Linked DNA regions of Mus musculus: region 2 is linked to region 1. The links are chromatin loops, found by intact Hi-C in ENCODE. Cell type or tissue: left cerebral cortex. All regions are shown on one strand. Each heading gives the region's core, and the rest is flanking DNA. Links, peaks and the distances in the headings are about the cores only. Region 1 overlaps Myo1d (myosin ID). Region 2 holds the start of C030013C21Rik (RIKEN cDNA C030013C21 gene).

Region 1 (8,331 bases), core at 89-8,088:
ATCCGAGGTCTAACAGAGGGGCCACTGCACTGGCAGGCCAGTTCAGACTATGCCATTCTCTGGATGAGTGTATATTTCATTTCTAAAGTATGCAGTTCATTTGCAACAAGAATGACGTATAGGCTGTAAACATTCTTCTTGATGGTGCCCTTGACCTCTGTCAGGATATGTGAAATATTTAGAAGAATCAAAGTTGTCATCTATTCCATGTAGTGAGATGGATTAAGGTTGGAAACTTGCAGAACAGTTCTTTTGGAGGGTTACATCAAGGTGTTATAATCAAAAGTGGAAAGCCCTTGTTAGACAGTGATGTAAATTAGCCCTTTAATCGGCCGATTACAATTAGTTTCGTTGACTTGAATAACATTGATCAGAACTACTAGATTCTTAGCAAGCACTTGTGTATAAAATCAGTTTTATTGGTTTTAAGACTACATTTTTTAATTGCCCAAGGCCCATATTTTGTATAATAGGGTTTTTTCACCATTAAAATGCCAGATGGTTCATATATATATTGGTATAGTATTTGGAGAACATTGCCCAAGAGTGTGGTCCTGGGGACTTCAGCATCCCTTAGATGCATCTGTTTTAAAACACGCTAATTAATTTTCATCACTATGATGCTTAGTTCCTAAAAGAGTAAAATAATTACTTGGTTCTGTTTAATTTAGGTAGAAAGCATTTCCAATATAGAGCCCCCCCATCACATTTAAAATACAATTTGTCAAGAGGATATTTTTTTTTTTTTGTTTATTAGGGAATTGAGTCTTAGGTACAACTAGGTAGTCTTTCCACAATAATTTTTTAAAAGATTTATTTTATTTACTATATGTAAGTACACTGGAGCTGTCTTTAGACACCAGAAGAGGGAATCAAGTCTTGTTACAGATGGCTGTAAGCGACCATGTGGTTGCTGGGATTTGAACTCAGGACCTCCAGAAGAGCAGTCTGTGCTCTTAACCGCTGAGCCATCTCTCCAGCTCCCACAATATATTTATAAAATGAGTATGTCTTTATTGGAGCTGAAGTGTAGTTCTCAAAGATTAAACATGTACTTAACATGACAAGATCCTGGGTTCAATTCTAAACATCTCCCCCCATCAAAAAGGGTTCATTTATCTTAGGGTCCATTGCTGTGAAGAGAAACCATGACTATGGCAATTCTTATAAAGGAAAACATTTAATTGGGTCTGGCTTTCAGTTTCAGAGGTTCAGTACATTATTGTTATGGTAGGAAGCATGATAGTGTCCAGGCAGACATGGAGAAGGAACTTAGAGCTCTACATCTTGATGCACAGGCAGCAGAAGGGAACTGTGTGCCACACTCAGTGTAGCTTGAGCAAAAGAGACCTCAAAGCCCACCCCTCATAGTGACACACTTCCTTCAGCAAGGCCAGTGCCTTCTGATCATGCCACTTCCTATGACCAAGCATTCACACGCATGAATCTATGGGAGCCATACCTATTCAAACCACCACACATGTTTTGGTTACAATTGATGAATAATAAATTATCCTGGGCTGGCTCAGCAAGTAAAGGTGCCAGCTGCCAAAACTGACAGTCTGAGTTCAGTCTCTAGAACCCACAGGGCCATAGGTTTTCCCCTCACCTCCACATAGACACACACAGACAGTAAATTCATAAAAATGCAATACATTGCAGCACTCAGGAGGCAGAGGCAACTTGACCTCTTTTGAGTCTAAGTCCTGCATGGTTTACAAAGTGAGTTCCAGATAAACAAAGGCTACTTAATGAAACAGTCTTTTAAAAAGAATTAACTATCTCAAACATAGAAGCAAGACATCTTATGGTTCTCATTTCTTGAGTCAGGAATCTAACAAAGCAGATGGTGAATCTCTGTTCCTTAGGGTCCAGGATCTCCAGTACCTCAGAGGCTAGGGACTCAGGTCATTGGGAGGCTCACCTAGTGGTCAGCACTTGCCGTAAGTGTGAAGATGGCAACTGGAATGTCTCCAAAGCCTCGAGATTCTTAGCTTCTCTAAGCATGGAGATCTGCAAGTTTCTTCTCTCTCTCTCTCTCTCTCTCTCTCTCTCTCTCTCTCTCTCTCTCTCTCTCTCTCTCTTCTCCTTCTTCTTCCCTCTCCTCCTCCTCCTCCTCCTCCTCCTCCTCCTTCTCCTTCTTCTCCTTCTCCTCCTCCTCCTCCTCCTCCTCCTCTTCCTCCTCTCATAATCCTCCTGCCTCAGCCTCCTGACTTCTTGTATTACAGACTGGTACTACCACTCCTGGCTGTGGTCTTCATGTGAGGCACTCAGGGAACTGCATTGTCTATACTAAAAGGCACTCAGCCTCGTGTTGGTGCATTTATTAGGTAAAGGCACTTCGTAGCATAGCCCTCAAACAAAAGGAAGAGCAATTCAATGGGAATAGCGGTAAAGAATTTGGGATCATGTTTGAAATTCCCCACAAGCTACCCTCTGCAAAACAAACAAACAAACAAATAAATACAACCTCAAATTTCTCTGTTTAGAATGTTGCCAGGCAGTGGTGATGCATAACTTTAATCTCAGCACTCAAGAGGCAGGCAGAAGCAGGTGGATCTCTGAGTTTGAGGCTAGCCTAGTCTACAGAGTGAGTTCCTGCACAGCCTGGAGTACACAGAAAAACCCTGTCTCAAAAAGACAGCATGCAAGCATGCATTTCTCTGGTTGAATGCCCAGCACTCTATTTTTTAAAAGCATGAAATTGATACTGTCATTCCATATAGTTCCATGACATAGCACCTGCCTACTATACCTATGGCTCAGCACTCAGAACCAAGTGTGTGTGAGAATGTGAGAAAGAGTGTGTATGTGTGTAAATAAATGTGTGCTTTCCCTCCCAAGATTCCCCCAAAGTTTTGTCCCCTGATGGTATAAGGTTTTAAGGTCAAAAACCGAGATTCCCCCAAAGTTTTGTCCCCTGATGGTATAAGGTTTCAAGGTCAAAAACCAAGATCGTAATCATTTAATTGAGTCCAGGTTGCACTCCCTAAATAGCATTCCTTCCATCTTAAGATCAGTGAACTAAACAAGTTGTCCATGGACTATGATGGAGTAGCCTCCATGGATCCCCATTTGAAGGAGAGTGTTTGGGAGGCTCATCACCCCTGGTCATCTGTGTTTGCAGCTTGCCTTCATAACCTACTACTTCCCACAGAAAAGGGGTTCAGAAGTGTCTGTGTTGTGTGACTTCTGTTCCTTTAGTGCTATCTGAAATCTAAACCCACCCCTGTGAATCTAGATGGAGCTACTGCGCATGGTCTTCTCTGTTAGAGGGAGAGGAGCACAGCCAGGAATCTGCTAAACTAACTGCTCCATGTTTGAACGTCTTGTGCTGCTGTGACAGGGTCCTTGAGACTCTTAGAACCCTGGTGTCAATGGAGAGAATTCACAAGGCATGCCCTGAAGATCTTTACAGCGTCTTTCATGTCTGGAAGACTCTTTGAAGCAATGCTTCAGATGTTTCTGAGGTTGCGACAATGGATCTTACAATCCTCCTCTGGATTTGATCCATTGCCCTGAAACCATTTCTTAATTGAAGAATCATTTGCCATCTGGAGAAGCTGAGAATAAGGAACAGTTGTATTTTGAAGCCCAGCAGTTGCGGACTTCTTTATATTTCCTCTAAATACTGCATGAAAGATGAACAGTTCTTTATTTGGGTCTCTTCTTTCCTCTCACATTTTTCATAGCAGAAAGCCAGCCGGAATTCCCTTCACTCTATCTAAAACCTCCTTATCTGGACCATGACATTCTCTGTCCCCACCACCTCACTGACACCAGTGTAGTCACATTACCACCCCTTCATAACCACAATGCCTTTTATACTGCTCTGAGGTTGTTTTTCTTCCCTTCCTAGCTGCCTTCACTTCACACCTCCTAGAAACTCATCCCTGAGTCCCCCAGGAGGCTTCTCTTCCACCTCCTACTCACATCCCGAAGCCTATGCCAACTGTGTTAAGGCTGTTACAGTGGCATCCCCTCTTCTCTCCAGATTTTTATTCCAGTGACTGTTGCTAAGTAACAAAGCAACCCAGACCCAGGAGAAATAAATAATTAAATCACCATCTTATCATGCTCACAGATTCTGTGGGCTGAGTTTGGAAGGGTCAGTGCGGCCCGTTCACCTCTGCTGCGTGGTGCCTTGGGCATCAGCTGGGAAATGCTAAGGCTGCTTCTCAGCAACTTCTGTGCACTGAGACCCATTTGGCTCCTGTGAGACCCACATGGGAACTGGATCCCGGTGGTGACTATCTACAAGGCTGGAAACTTAATCAAAGTATGTGGCTGGAGGTGGGGCCTTTAGGAGGCGATTATCACCGGATAAGGTCTTCAGAATAGAGCCCTTGTTGAAAACTGATGGCTGTGTTGGAAGAAAGACCTAAGAATTCACACGTACTCTACAAGATATTAGCAAGAAGGATGTTTCTACATCTTCCCCTAAACGATGTACCAGAGTTGTATGCCACAGTAAACCTTGCTTCCTCATCATTTGCCTTGCCTGTGATGCTGTGATATCATGCTATTACAATAGCAAAAAGACTAGGATAAACAATGGGTGTGAAACACTGAAGCCCTAGAGTTTGTCTGGCCCAGTACCAATACTGCTGACCCAGAATGTCTGTGCTCTGTAAGACTTGGCATCCTCTCAACATGGTAACCTAGGGGACAGTCAGCTTGGGGCACAAGCATTTAGTTGTTTACAAGAAGATAAACTCTCACTTATCCTAAGCAGTGATATGTCCCTGATGAAGCAGTACCAGTAAGATTTGGGGTTTAAATCTTATTGAGACAAGAAGGCTGGAGCAAGAGGGCAGAGAGGGAGGAGAAAAGGAGGAAAGAGTGGGGGTTGGGGGAGAGGGAGATTACACGGAACCCTGTGAAGAGGCAGCCCAACTGGCTTCCAAGTGTCGATGGGAAGACAGAATGAACAGAGCGTTCTCCATTGAGAAGGAGCCAAATCAATTTGCTGAGATCAAAAGAGCATAATTATTATGGCCCTGTAGTCAAGCTGAAGAAATGAAGTAGAGAATGGGAAATTCAGGAGACAGTGTATATTTCAGAAGACAAGCAGGACCTGGAGAAATTCCATGGCCACTTGGACTTCAGCCACACCTACATCTCTCTGGAGGGCAGACGTGCCCAAGTTACTGTGGTCTTCTAGGATATGTGCTGAGAGGGCTGGAGCCAGCTGAGAGAAGAGGTCTTCCGCTGAGAGAACCACAGAGTAAATCACTTCCCCGACCCCCCCCACAAAGGGAATCGAGACACAGTGGTCTCCTCCCAGGAAGTTCTCTGTGGTCCCTGAGGGGAGAATTTGTTACTATGACCCAGCCTATCATATTGTTTAGTCTCTTGTCATAAAGCACTGAGCCTTTGCCTATGAGTCACATGCTCCAAACATCTGTGGCTTCTTGGAGCTCATTTTTAAAATTCTGCATTTTATAGCTGTTATTTCTAGGACGCACGGTTTTGTCTGACATGCACATGGGGGTACAATCAGGTTGAGGTGTAAGGACACAACAGAAAGGGGAATGTGAAGGAAAACAGACAAGGAAAATGACAGTTACAGTGACCCTCAGCAGACTATGACCCCTACCTGCTACAGCAACCAACAAGCTTAAATTTCAAACTACCTTCATGCACTTTTGGTGGTTGCGAGGGTTTGAACCCAGGGACCCAAGAGTGCAAGCCAAGTGCTCAGCCACTGCATGGCACACCAAGGCCAAAGGTAATCATGGGGGAAAGGAGAAGCTACATTCTGTTGCTCTAAGAATTTAAATAGCCTCTTTTTAAGTTCACCAGCATAATCACCTTTAAAAATTAGAATTTGTTGTAGATTAGCGTAGCTCTCAGAACTCATCTGATAAGTTTCCTTGTGCAGTAGTAGTTAGCAAGAAACTCAGAACCAATGAAAATGCAGAGAATACCAGTTGGTGGTGTGCTCAGCCACAGGTGGGACATCACCCCCTGCCAGGGCTGGGAACACTATAGAAGAGGAAGCAGAAAGACTGTAAGACCCAGAGGTCAAGGAGGACCCGAGCAAAGCCGCGTCTCCTAGATGAGAGAGGACTGCTGTACTCCGGAACTTACACAGCTGTGGTCAGCATTCTAGCCCGGAGGGAGGAGCACTGTGAACCCCCACCCTAACTGAAGAGTGATTTACAGATTCTGACAGCTCCTAGGGGAAGGAGAGACAGTCTTAAGGGTGTGTCGCCTGGTAGGTTGATGCTGTGCAGTGGATGGCCCCACACCTACGAGTATATGGTCAGCACAAATTGGACTCAGTGGATAACTTTTACAAAAAGAAAGAGGAGCTGAAGCAGCGAAGAGTAGAGCAATCAGAAGAGAAGTGAGGGTAAAGATGATTAAAATATGTTTTATAAATTCTCAAACAATTAATATAAATGTATTAAATTAGCTTTCCCATGCATGTGCTTATTTTTCTGTACTAAAGATTGGACACATGGCCTTACATATGCTAAGCAAGCACTCTCCCACCAAACTACATTCCCAGGCTTGCATTTATTTGTTTGTTTGTGGTTTTATTTTGAGACAGGGTCTACCAGGCTCTCTGAAGATCAATAATTTTTTTTTAATTCTTAGTCTGGTAGTATATGCCCATGTAAATCAAGGATAGGGCAAATAGTTTACTGTTACTACAGTGGACCCCTGAGTTCAACAGTAATCGTCTCTGTGGCCCATAGAGTTTTTACAGCTGGGCACAGCAGCTAGAGCATCTGTAATAGAGCATCTGTAATCCAGTGCTCTGTGCACTGGAGGAGGACTGCTGCAGGTTCGAGTTTGGCTGCATGGCAGAGTGAGACTATTTCACGCCCACCCACCTACTCTCAAGATACTGAAATCCCCAAAGTCCCCCAAAATACAGTTTTATGCAGATCTGGAGCTAAAACTGAAAAAACGGAAAAGAGCAGCCAGGAGAGCACTCTGGTGCGCAGGTGTGTCTCCTGTCTCAGTGTTAGTGTCAGCATTGCCCATCTGTATGCTTGGGGATCTGTGAATGTTAATAAATGTTACATACAACACACATGCAAATTATACTGTAACTTGTACTTCAGCTTTAGAACATACCAAACGTACAAAATATGCTTTTTCTGGCATTTCAGACGTATGTATCGTGTGCTTTGAGAATATTCACTCGCCACTCTCCTCTCCGTCTTCCCCTCTCCCTCCCACTACTCCCCTTGTTTCCTGACTAGTCCCCTGCAATTTTCATATCATATATATCTAGATTCCACATATGGGAGAAATCTATGGTTCTATATAGAGGAGGAAACGTGCAACCTTTGTCTTTTTTAGTCTGCCTTACTTAACATAATCATCTCCAGGCCTGATCATGTTTCACAAAGAGACATAACATCCTTTTTTTCTTTCTGCTAAGCAAAATTCCACTGAGTACATATGCCACCTTTTAACCCATCCATCTGTTGATAGGAATCTGGGCTGGCTTCTCAGCTTGGCTGCTGTGGACATGAGTGTGCAGCGCTCTGTTATGTTTCCCTCCTTCAGCTGTATGCCTGGAGTGCTGTTGCTGAATTATTTAGTAGCTGTCTTTTGTTTTTTGGGGAATCTCCGTGTTGATTTCTATGATAGCAATACATTTACATTCCTACCAGCAGTTAGATGCCTAATCTCTTTTTTTTTTTTTTTTTAATGAGTATGGGCCTTTGCCTGCATGTAAGTCTATGCACCATATGCATGCAGTACCTTCGGAGGCCAGAAGAAGGCATTGGATGCTCTGGGACTGGAGTCACAGAGAGTTCTGAGCTGTCGTGGTCCTTTAGAAGAGCAGCCAGAGCTCTCACCTGATAAGCCACCTCTTCATCCCCTACACCTCAATTTTTAAAAATCCTGCTGAACTGTTAATTCAAGTTGTATAAGAGTGGGGTTATATTTCTAATTTTCAGTTCATTACTTCTTTTACCTGTTATTTATAAAAAATAAGTAAGATATAGATATCAATTAAAAATCATATTACTGAGCCGGGCATGGTGGCACACGCCTTTAATCCCAGCACTCGGGAGGCAGAGGCAGGCAGATTTCTGAGTTCGAGAGCAGCCTGGTCTACAAAGTGAGTTCCAGGACAGCCAGGGCTATACAGAGAAACTCTGTCTCAAAAAATCACATTACTGACTAGAGGGATGGCTCAGAGGCTAAGAATGCATACTGCTCTTCCAGAGGACCCAATTTCTGTTCCCAGCACCCCCATAAAGTACTTTGCACCTACCTGTAACCCCAGCTCCAAGAGATTCTCTTCTGAACCCCAAAGGCACCTATGTGTATGTGTCGTGGATACACACACACACACAC
Region 2 (8,331 bases), core at 324-8,323, 61 kb after region 1:
TTGGGGAGTCCAAGACATCATCAGTCAGCTATCTGCCGAGCCTCACTATGTGCTAGCTAAAAGGGTTTAGATTTATAAAGAAAATAGATGCCTAAAAGTAATGTTCCATACAGCCCTCGGAGTAATGCGGTTAAGGGACAAGTGAGGCTGACATGGGAGCAAGAAAAAGCTCCCAAATTAACACCTAGAAGCAGGTCTAAACGCCACCTAGATTGGAAACAGTCTATGCAGAAGCCTAAAGGCAAAAAGCTGTATGCTGTAGCTGAAGACCCTCCAGAGAAAGGCAGGCAGGAGGTGTGTGTGTGCCAAGAAGCAAAGCCATGCAAGAGAGCAGAGGAGATGGGATCTGGACCAGTTCTCCTGGATAGCGTACGCACATCAGCCTGGTACCTGTCTCATCTGATGCTGGCTCTGAAGGGGGCTCCAGGCAGGCTAGTGAGCTGCCTCATTCTCTCTGCATTCTTTTGTGACATCAGAGTTTGCAGGACAGAAGTTCTGTGGCGCTCCCTCATCTTAGAAACCCTGTGGGAGGGCCCCTGCGTCACACCTGGCGTTTATGGGTCAGAAACATTTGGAATCTCCCTTTCTAGCGGAATTCTGCACATGTCCCCCACCAGAGCAGGTGATCGGACACACAGATCTGATGTCATCCCCAGGAGAAAAGCTTGTGAGCTCACCTAAAGAAAGGGGGATCTTAGAACTCACATGCCGAGAGCTGTCAGATAATACCGGCTAGAGATCAAGCCGCGGCAGCTGCCTTCCACAGCTGCCGCCTTGCAGCTGCCTCTCAAGCAGTTAGTGGGGCTAAAAATAACCAAGAGCTAACTCGCAGCAAGCTACCAAGCCTTAGAAAGAAGTGTGGGGAAGGAGATTGCGGGTGGCAGTCTGGGCCCTCAGAGTGGATGTCAGAGGAATACCCACCCGGTGGCCCAGGCGGCATCAAAGGCCTTCAGAGTCCATGTGTCTGTGTAGATCAAACCTCCTGCTGCCACTTCACAACTGGTAGCCCAGGCTGTTGCCTACTGACTGCTTCCGGTTTCTAATCTCAGCTGTAACCCAAGTTGTGTTGATGCCTCGGGAAACAGAAGTAACGAAGTAGGAATGAACAGTTTCCTGTTTGTACCCTAAACTTGAACCGGTGGCCTGAGCAGCAAGTGTGCAGGGGCCCGGATACTCAACAGAGGTGTGTGTGTGACTCTCTTTTTAATTGTGAAACTAAACTGGGACTTTCTCACCAGCAAAGCAAAAAAAAAAAAAAAAAAAAAAAAAAAAAAAAAAAAACCCTGAGGTGACATCAAAAGGAAACACGGTCCATCAAAATCAGAAACGGGGGTGGTTATAGCGTGGGAAACTACACAGATAAATATGCTCATTTAGCATCGGAGAGAATAGATGTGCTTTCCTGAGCATATGAAGCCATTGATGCTTTTTTGTAAGAAAAACGAATTGACCCCTGGTTGTCGCAGCTCTGTGGTCATCAGCACAGCGATCACAGGGTGTGCTCGTGAGGCTGTTGTGGCTCTCCAGCCATGGTGCTGAGCGTACTCTGTCCTGGATCGTTCAGTTTGGATCTCCCCTAGATTCCCATTCATGGCCCAGGACAGAGGCAAGCAGAGGTTAGGAAATTTGCCCTGTTGATCCCGACTTGTCCAGGGCCAGAAAAGACTGCCCCCCCAGCCATTTTTCCCTCCCACAGGATGGCCCTGAAGGTCTAGTTGGTCATGAGACTGACAGGAGTGACTCCTGACAGACCTGTGGGTTTCCTGTGGACTCTTGCTGTGGCTCTCGTGTACTCCCATTAGAGGTGCTGATCTGTGCTGCCTCCCTTTCTCCTATGAGTGAATTGAGTGGGCGGGCAGATGGGTGGGTGGGTGAGTGAGTGAGTTGGGTTGGTAAGTGGGTGAGGGTGGGTAGGTGAGTTGGGTGCGTGGGTGGGTGCGTGGGTGAGTGAGTGAACTTGGGTGAGTGGATGGTTTGGCTGAATGAGTGAGTTGGGTTGGTAAGTGGGTGAGTCGGGTGGGTGGGTGAGTTGGGTGGGTAGGAGAGTGGGTGAGTCGATGAACGAGTGGGTGGGAATCTTGGGTGTGCCATACAAGTGTCACTCTGCCACTAACCACCTATGTGGTTTGAGGGCATTTTGTTGGCTTGGTTGGGTGGGTGAGTTTTTTCTCCTTTCCTGGTTTATTTTGGCAGGGTCTCCTCTGTAACATAGGCTAACCTTGAACTCCTCATCCTACCTGCCTCCATTTCCCTAGTACTGGGACCGCAGGCTTGCACCACTCCAGCCAGCTCAAGGCATAGTATCTCTGAAATAAAGCCGTTCGATTATAACCAAGGTCCCTCCTGTGCTAAGTACCTGTTTTTCCTTTCCTTCCTCCCTGGCTCTTCCTGGTCTTTCATTATGTACAGTGGGCACACAGTGCTGCTAAGTGGCTGAGGGCGCATCTCAGATAGTAAGGAGACCAGCAATCACTGGGATGTGGGCATGGAACACACAGCAATCTGGCTCTTCCACAAGGAAACCAGAAATATATTTTGGCTCTGGCACCTCCCTAGCCCTGTTCTCAACTGCCTTGTCCATCCTCACACTGCTTTTAAGTTTCATAAACTCCGCCCGCACCGAGCCATGCTGACCTTCTCCCTACTCCTCCCACCATGTCCTCCCTCTGCCCTGCATCTCCCTCAACACTCTGCTGTCTGTTTAGGAGGCAGCAGATCTCATCTGTCAAGAGTGCTGACCACGTGTACCGTAATAATGCTCATTAAGTCAGCATCCAGCATCTAAGAAGGTCTGGTTCAGTGCCCAGCACCCACATGGTGGCTCACAAACATCGGTAACTCCAGGTCCAGGGGATCTGATGCCCTCTTCTGGCCTCCACAGGTACCAGGTGTTGCTGTGGTATGCACACCTACATGCAGACAAACACTCATACACACAAACTAAAAAATAATAACAATAAAGTAAAAAGCACAAACTGATTTTCTCTCTTAATAGCTCATTTCTTTGCATCTCTGTACTATGGAGGGGATTTTTGGTTACTCATTTCCAAAGAGACATCAGTATCAAATTGTTGCATAAGTAGTTGTTAAACAATATGTCATATTTATTCATTTATTTGGTGTGTTGTGTACATGTAATTTTATCTGGGAGAAGTGGGGAAGAAGGCCTTCAGAACACTGCAGTAGTTTAGAGCAAAGTTCTTTCATTGCTCAAAAACCTCTAACTCAAACATGGTGGTTTCTACTCAACATTGGAGCCAAAATTAGATTGTAGCAGTAGGGCAGGCATAGGGACAGTGGATGCGGTGATAATCCATGTAGAGTTTGTAGTGTTGTTGTTTTTAGTGAGCTATTATGTAATCACAGAACATAAAGTATTTGAATCCTCAGGGGAGTATGAATTTTATCATACTGGGGTATTTTAAGCATGTGAGAGGAACCTAGATGGATATAACCTAGATTGACTAGGAAGGATTATATAGACCCAGAAGTAACTATAGGCAAGTCAGCGTGGCCCATGCCTGGGTAAAGTTATGAACTTCACTGATATTTGTATTGAACTGTTTCCTAATCCAATGCCATGGGAGGGATTTGTATGAGAAATTGAAATTCTCTTAAAGACAAGACCTCTCAGTATAGCACAGGCTGGCCTTGAAGTTTTCAGCCTTGTTAGTGGAATGACGGATGTGCACGATCACACCTGGCTCAGAGCGCTCTTCACTTCCTCTGGCTTCTCTCCATTTTTCACAATCATGTTGGCCTTTGTGGGCCTTTGTCCCACACAGGTCAGCACTGGAAGAATAGCACTCCCCTATCCTGGCATGTGGTTAGACTGCAGGATCAGTGTCATGGCTGGGCCTCATCCCTATTTTAGGTGTGTTTCTAAGGAGTAGGCTGGTTGTCATGGTTTGCAAAGGCTTTCCTCACCATCAGGATGCAAGAATATTGCAGTAGGCAGCAAGGGAGGCACAGGCCATCTGTCCCCAGGGGATGGACGTGTCTAGAGGAAATAAATAGCCTTCTAGCCACGATGCGTTGCATGTGTCCTTGCCCAAAGTTGAACTCACAGTTTTGTTCTAGGATCCTAAGCTTCTAAGCTGAGATTCAGTCCTTAAGGAAGCCCACTGAGAGGAGCTGTGGTGGCTCTCAGTCCTTCCAGGTCACTTTCATCTCCTCCTGCTGTCATTCCAAGCCATCCTCACATCCCCACCCCAGCGGCCAGGAAGATGAGCTCTGTCCTTCCTGTGGGGATGGAAAGACTAAGCTCTGGAATCCAGGACCCACAGAGGTTGACATGTGTCATTTGTAGTTCTCCTCCACAGCTGAGGGAAGGCTTGGCGAGAAGGATGCGCAACCCTGGGCAGCCATGAAACACATAGGGCTGTTGAAATGGACAGAGCTTCGGTCTAAATAGATCACTAGTGTGGTTTGCAAAGTAGCACTTCAGACAGTCCCTGCCCTCTGACACTGGGAACCACAGCAGTGTCTCACACACCTGTTATTCATCAGAGTGCCTCTTTGTCATCTGACAAAGCATGATGCTGCAGATCCAGATGTGTCATAAGGGGGACAGTGCCTGTGTGGAAAGGCAGACTCATTGCCCCACAGTGCTGAGGTTTCAAAAGAGACTCCCCAGTCATGTCCCCAACACTGTGACTTCATAGCAAGTCACTCATGCCACCAGGGTGTTTGTGGGCCTCATTGCACTGGGAAGCCTACCTTGGTGACTTCCGTGGCCTCCACCTGTAAGTTGCAGGGCTGGTCACCCTCATCAGTGCAAGGCAAGTCCCACCACAGCCGAGCAGTTAGAGAAGAACCGAGTGAGCTCAGCTGTGCCAGCTGTGCCAGCCCAAGAGATTGACAAGCCTTTCCTGTTGGTGCTGGAATAGTTAGAGAGATAATAGCACTAGGTCCGGAAGGAAGACAAAAAAGGATACACATTGATTTTCTTTTTCTGGAGGAGGAGTGTGAGCAGAGCTGTCCTGTGAAGTCCGTGCAGCAGGACAGTCCCCCAGGGCCTCCAGCCTTCAGGGTTTCCTCACAGCCTCACAGCTGTCTGGAGGGGCTGCTTACCTTTTAAACTCTTTCTGCCTAACAGTTGTCTGGCTCATTTGTTTGTTTCTTTGTTTCCTGTTGCTTAAGGCTTTTCTCTTACACTAATCATATGCCCTTATCTTACCCAAAGCTGTAAACCCCTTCCCTTTGGGCACTCAGTGAGCTCATTAGTATGCAAGCAGACGATCCACACCCCAAATCATCACCTCAAGAAAGACAAAGCAGCCATGGGAAGGAGGGCAGACAGGCTAAGAGGAACACTATAAATGATGCATAGAGTCTCAAGTAAGCCACTCTGTCCTTCTGTGTGAGAGAGTGTGTGTGTGTGTGTGTGTGTGTGCGCACATTTCCCACCCACAGCTATAGCACCCGCTCTCTCAGCCGGCAGCAGCATTTTAATGTCAAATGGAAGCACCAGGCCTGTGTTACCATGGCAACCACAGAGTGGCAGAGCTAAAAGCAGCAAGCAGCCTTGGCTGCGCCACCTCCCTGCAGCCCACCCTCCTCGGAGGCAGGCGCAGATTCCCTTTGTCTCCATCAGGCTCCCTTGCCATCCATTCCCTGCCCCCTTCCCTTTGTGGCCTCTACTAAGCTCTGCACCTGCAGCACCCAGGCCAGGGCCAACCGCAAAGCTTGTGGGAGCCAGGGACGGAGAAAGCCCCACTGCCAGTTCAAGCTTGGGGACCTCATGCCTCACTTGAGACCAGCCTTTCGAGAAGTGAGGGTTAGAGCCCAGCAGGAATACTCGCCCTCACCAATCACTCATCGCTGGCCTATGTCTGGTTCATTGGCCATGGCTTCGCTGGCCTGAAGGGATGGACCAGGCACCTGCCTATCCCCTGCCTGGGCTCAAAGTGGTCACAGCTGCCCATGAGAGATCCAGAGAGATTGCATTCGGATCTTTTACTTAGTGAGAGGTAGCCAAGAGAGGTGGTATCTGTGAATAGGTGGGCTTTTGCAGGCCCTGGGGCCCCTGGCAGTGGCTCCATCCTATCCCTGGCTTGTAGATAGATGCATCTGGTCTCTGAGAGCTCTATAAAGTGGAACTGCAACCCAGCTCAGAACTTCCAGGGCCTCTGGAGTGCGACCTCCTGGTTGAAAAGGAGGAATTGTTTCAAGAGAGTGCGCTAGCTTTGCCATCCGCTTAGAAGGGGGACACAGAGATGGCCCAGCCTCCAACTCTTCTTCACTTTGGCCTGGGCAACACTGAGTTTCAATACGTTGCTTTTATGTACTATTCTGATTTACCCAGGAGGCTAAGACAGGAGAGTCTCCTGAGCATGGGAATTCCAGGCCAGCAACATCTAAAACAGGAGAGTTTGTATCTCCACAAACCCAATCATAAAGTTATCCAACACACGAATAGGCATTTGTTTGTTGTTTGGTCTTCGTTGGTTTGTTCTGTGCTACAGTCTCACTCAGCCTGACCTCCAGGACACTCTAACTAAAGTCCTGACCTTTCTGCCTGAACCTCCTAAATGCTGGGATTACAACAGTGCCTCCCAGGCCGGGTTGATGCAGGGCTAGGGATCAGAACTAGGGTCCCTATGTGTAGGCAAGCTGTCTGGCAATGACCCATATCCCCAGCCCTGGGCATTTGGGTGATGGTGTTGCTTTTGATGTTTCCCTCACATATTGTTCTAGTTATTCTTTATTATTGCATGAATTTGTTCATGTGTGTGGTCACACACGTACATGTATACATCCCACAAGTGGGTGTAGAAGTCAGAGACAATTTGTGGGGTTGGTTCTGCCCTCCCAGTATTTGGGTTCTCGGGTGGTGGCAAGTACCTCGGCTATATGAGCTGCCTCGATGGCCCTAGGTTTTTGCTTTGTGGTTTTTGACAGGGTTTCTCTGTGTAGCCCTGGCTGACCTGGAACTCTCATAGACTGGGGTAGCCTCGAACTCAGAGATCTGCCTGCCTCTGCCTCCCAGCGCTGGGATTAAGGGCGTGTGCCACCACATCCAGCTCAAGGCATTTGTTTTACTACTGAGTTTTGGGAGGCCCTCTGGCATGCTTGGGAAGTTATACCTGATTGCTCAAGGTGAAGCTGACTTAGCAGCCAGAACCCCTGAGCTGTTCCTGCATGGCCCTGAATCAATGTCTAGTATCTTTTGTAACAGCCCACAATCTCCTACCATTTATGTATCAGAAATAAACATAAAGCCTGAAGGTGGGCGTTCTAGCTTCACAGTCATCTCACACAGACACAGACACACTGGTGCTTGTGGACATTATACCTGTGTATTTAATATTCTTGCTTTTTTTCTTCTTGTTTTGTTATGGGAGTTCTAGGTTGGCCTAGAACTAGCTCTGTAAAGATGGTGAACTTGAACTGCTAATTCTCCTGTCCCTACCTCGCAGATGCTGGAATTACAAATGTGCCACCACACCTAGCTGCTGCTTCTTCCTCCTCCTCTTCTTCCTCCCCCTCCTCTTGTTTGTTTTTTTAGCATAATTTTATTTATTATACCCTAAAGACTCACATATCCCAAGTAATTTGGGTAAATGTGACTTCTAGACAGCACACAGAGTCCCCCTGAAACAGGCTACGCATTCAGAACCTATGAGAGAGAGCTCTAGGCTGTGGCCTGTGTGTGGACAGGGACACTCAAAACATCTTGTGTAAATATGCAAATCCAGTCTGTTTCCTCTCCCATGTAGCCCCATCTCCTGAAGCTGTCATCTAAATGTCTTCCTGGACAGGGGAAGATTTTCTTCTTCCTCCTCTCAAAAATTCGGGGGGGTGGGTGGGGTGTTGTTTTGTTTGTTTGGTTGGTTGGCTGGCTTGGATTTTGGATTATTTGTTTTTTTTTTTTAAGTTTTGGGTTTTGGGGTGTTGTTGTTGTTGTTGTTGTTTGATTTTTTTGAGACAGGGTTTCTCTGTATAGTCCTGGCTGTCCTGGAACTCACTCTGTAGATCAGGCTGGCCTCGAACTCAGAAATCTGCCTGCCTCTGCTTCCCAAGTGCTGGGATTAAAGGCACGCGCCACCACGCCGGGCTTGCACTAAAACATTTTAAATAACCACTTCGTAAAGGAAAAGTGTATAAAGCTAGCCTACACCCTTCATTCCAAGTGCCCATCACATTATTTGAGACAGAGTAGGGAGAGTAGACATTGGAGGCCAGCCTAGATTGCAGGAGACTTACCTCAAAAAAAAAGTTTTAATTAAATAAAAAGGTCCAGAAATAATCCATCTATATCATTGTTGTTTTACATTTTTTAAATTACACTTATGTATGTGTTTGATGGGGGAGTATGGTCCACAGTGT

What was found. Peaks named below come from ENCODE experiments on the same cell type or tissue, not always from the same donor. Only the 100,000 strongest peaks of a DNase experiment are listed, where the experiment ranks them.
Region 2: a loop joins it to region 1, with 3 times the contacts of the local background. A loop is called at or near these places in 5 of 42 quality-filtered maps.

The regions. Positions count from the first base shown.
Region 1 is chr11:80,562,082-80,570,412 of GRCm38, reverse strand. All of the region lies in intron 20 of Myo1d (myosin ID), which reads left to right. Among named protein-coding and RNA genes, the nearest start is that of Gm38907, 53 kb to the left of the region's middle. In left cerebral cortex, for the core only: a CTCF peak has its summit at 7,726 (motif pointing right); DNase peaks (open chromatin) are centred at 4,654, 4,894, 7,496, 7,713 and 1 more place; H3K27ac peaks cover 1,571 bases.
Region 2 is chr11:80,501,408-80,509,738 of GRCm38, reverse strand. The region is part of intron 21 of Myo1d (myosin ID); the gene reads left to right. It overlaps C030013C21Rik (RIKEN cDNA C030013C21 gene), which reads left to right and starts at 633. Exons shown (of 3, transcript NR_126552.1): 1 at 633-1,183; 2 at 1,697-1,804; 3 at 2,194-2,329. Gm31109 (a long non-coding RNA gene) reads right to left here and starts at 462. Exons shown (of 2, transcript XR_003949722.1): 1 at 378-462. In left cerebral cortex, for the core only: a CTCF peak has its summit at 5,557; DNase peaks (open chromatin) are centred at 2,629, 3,957, 5,469, 6,165 and 2 more places; H3K27ac peaks cover 6,414 bases.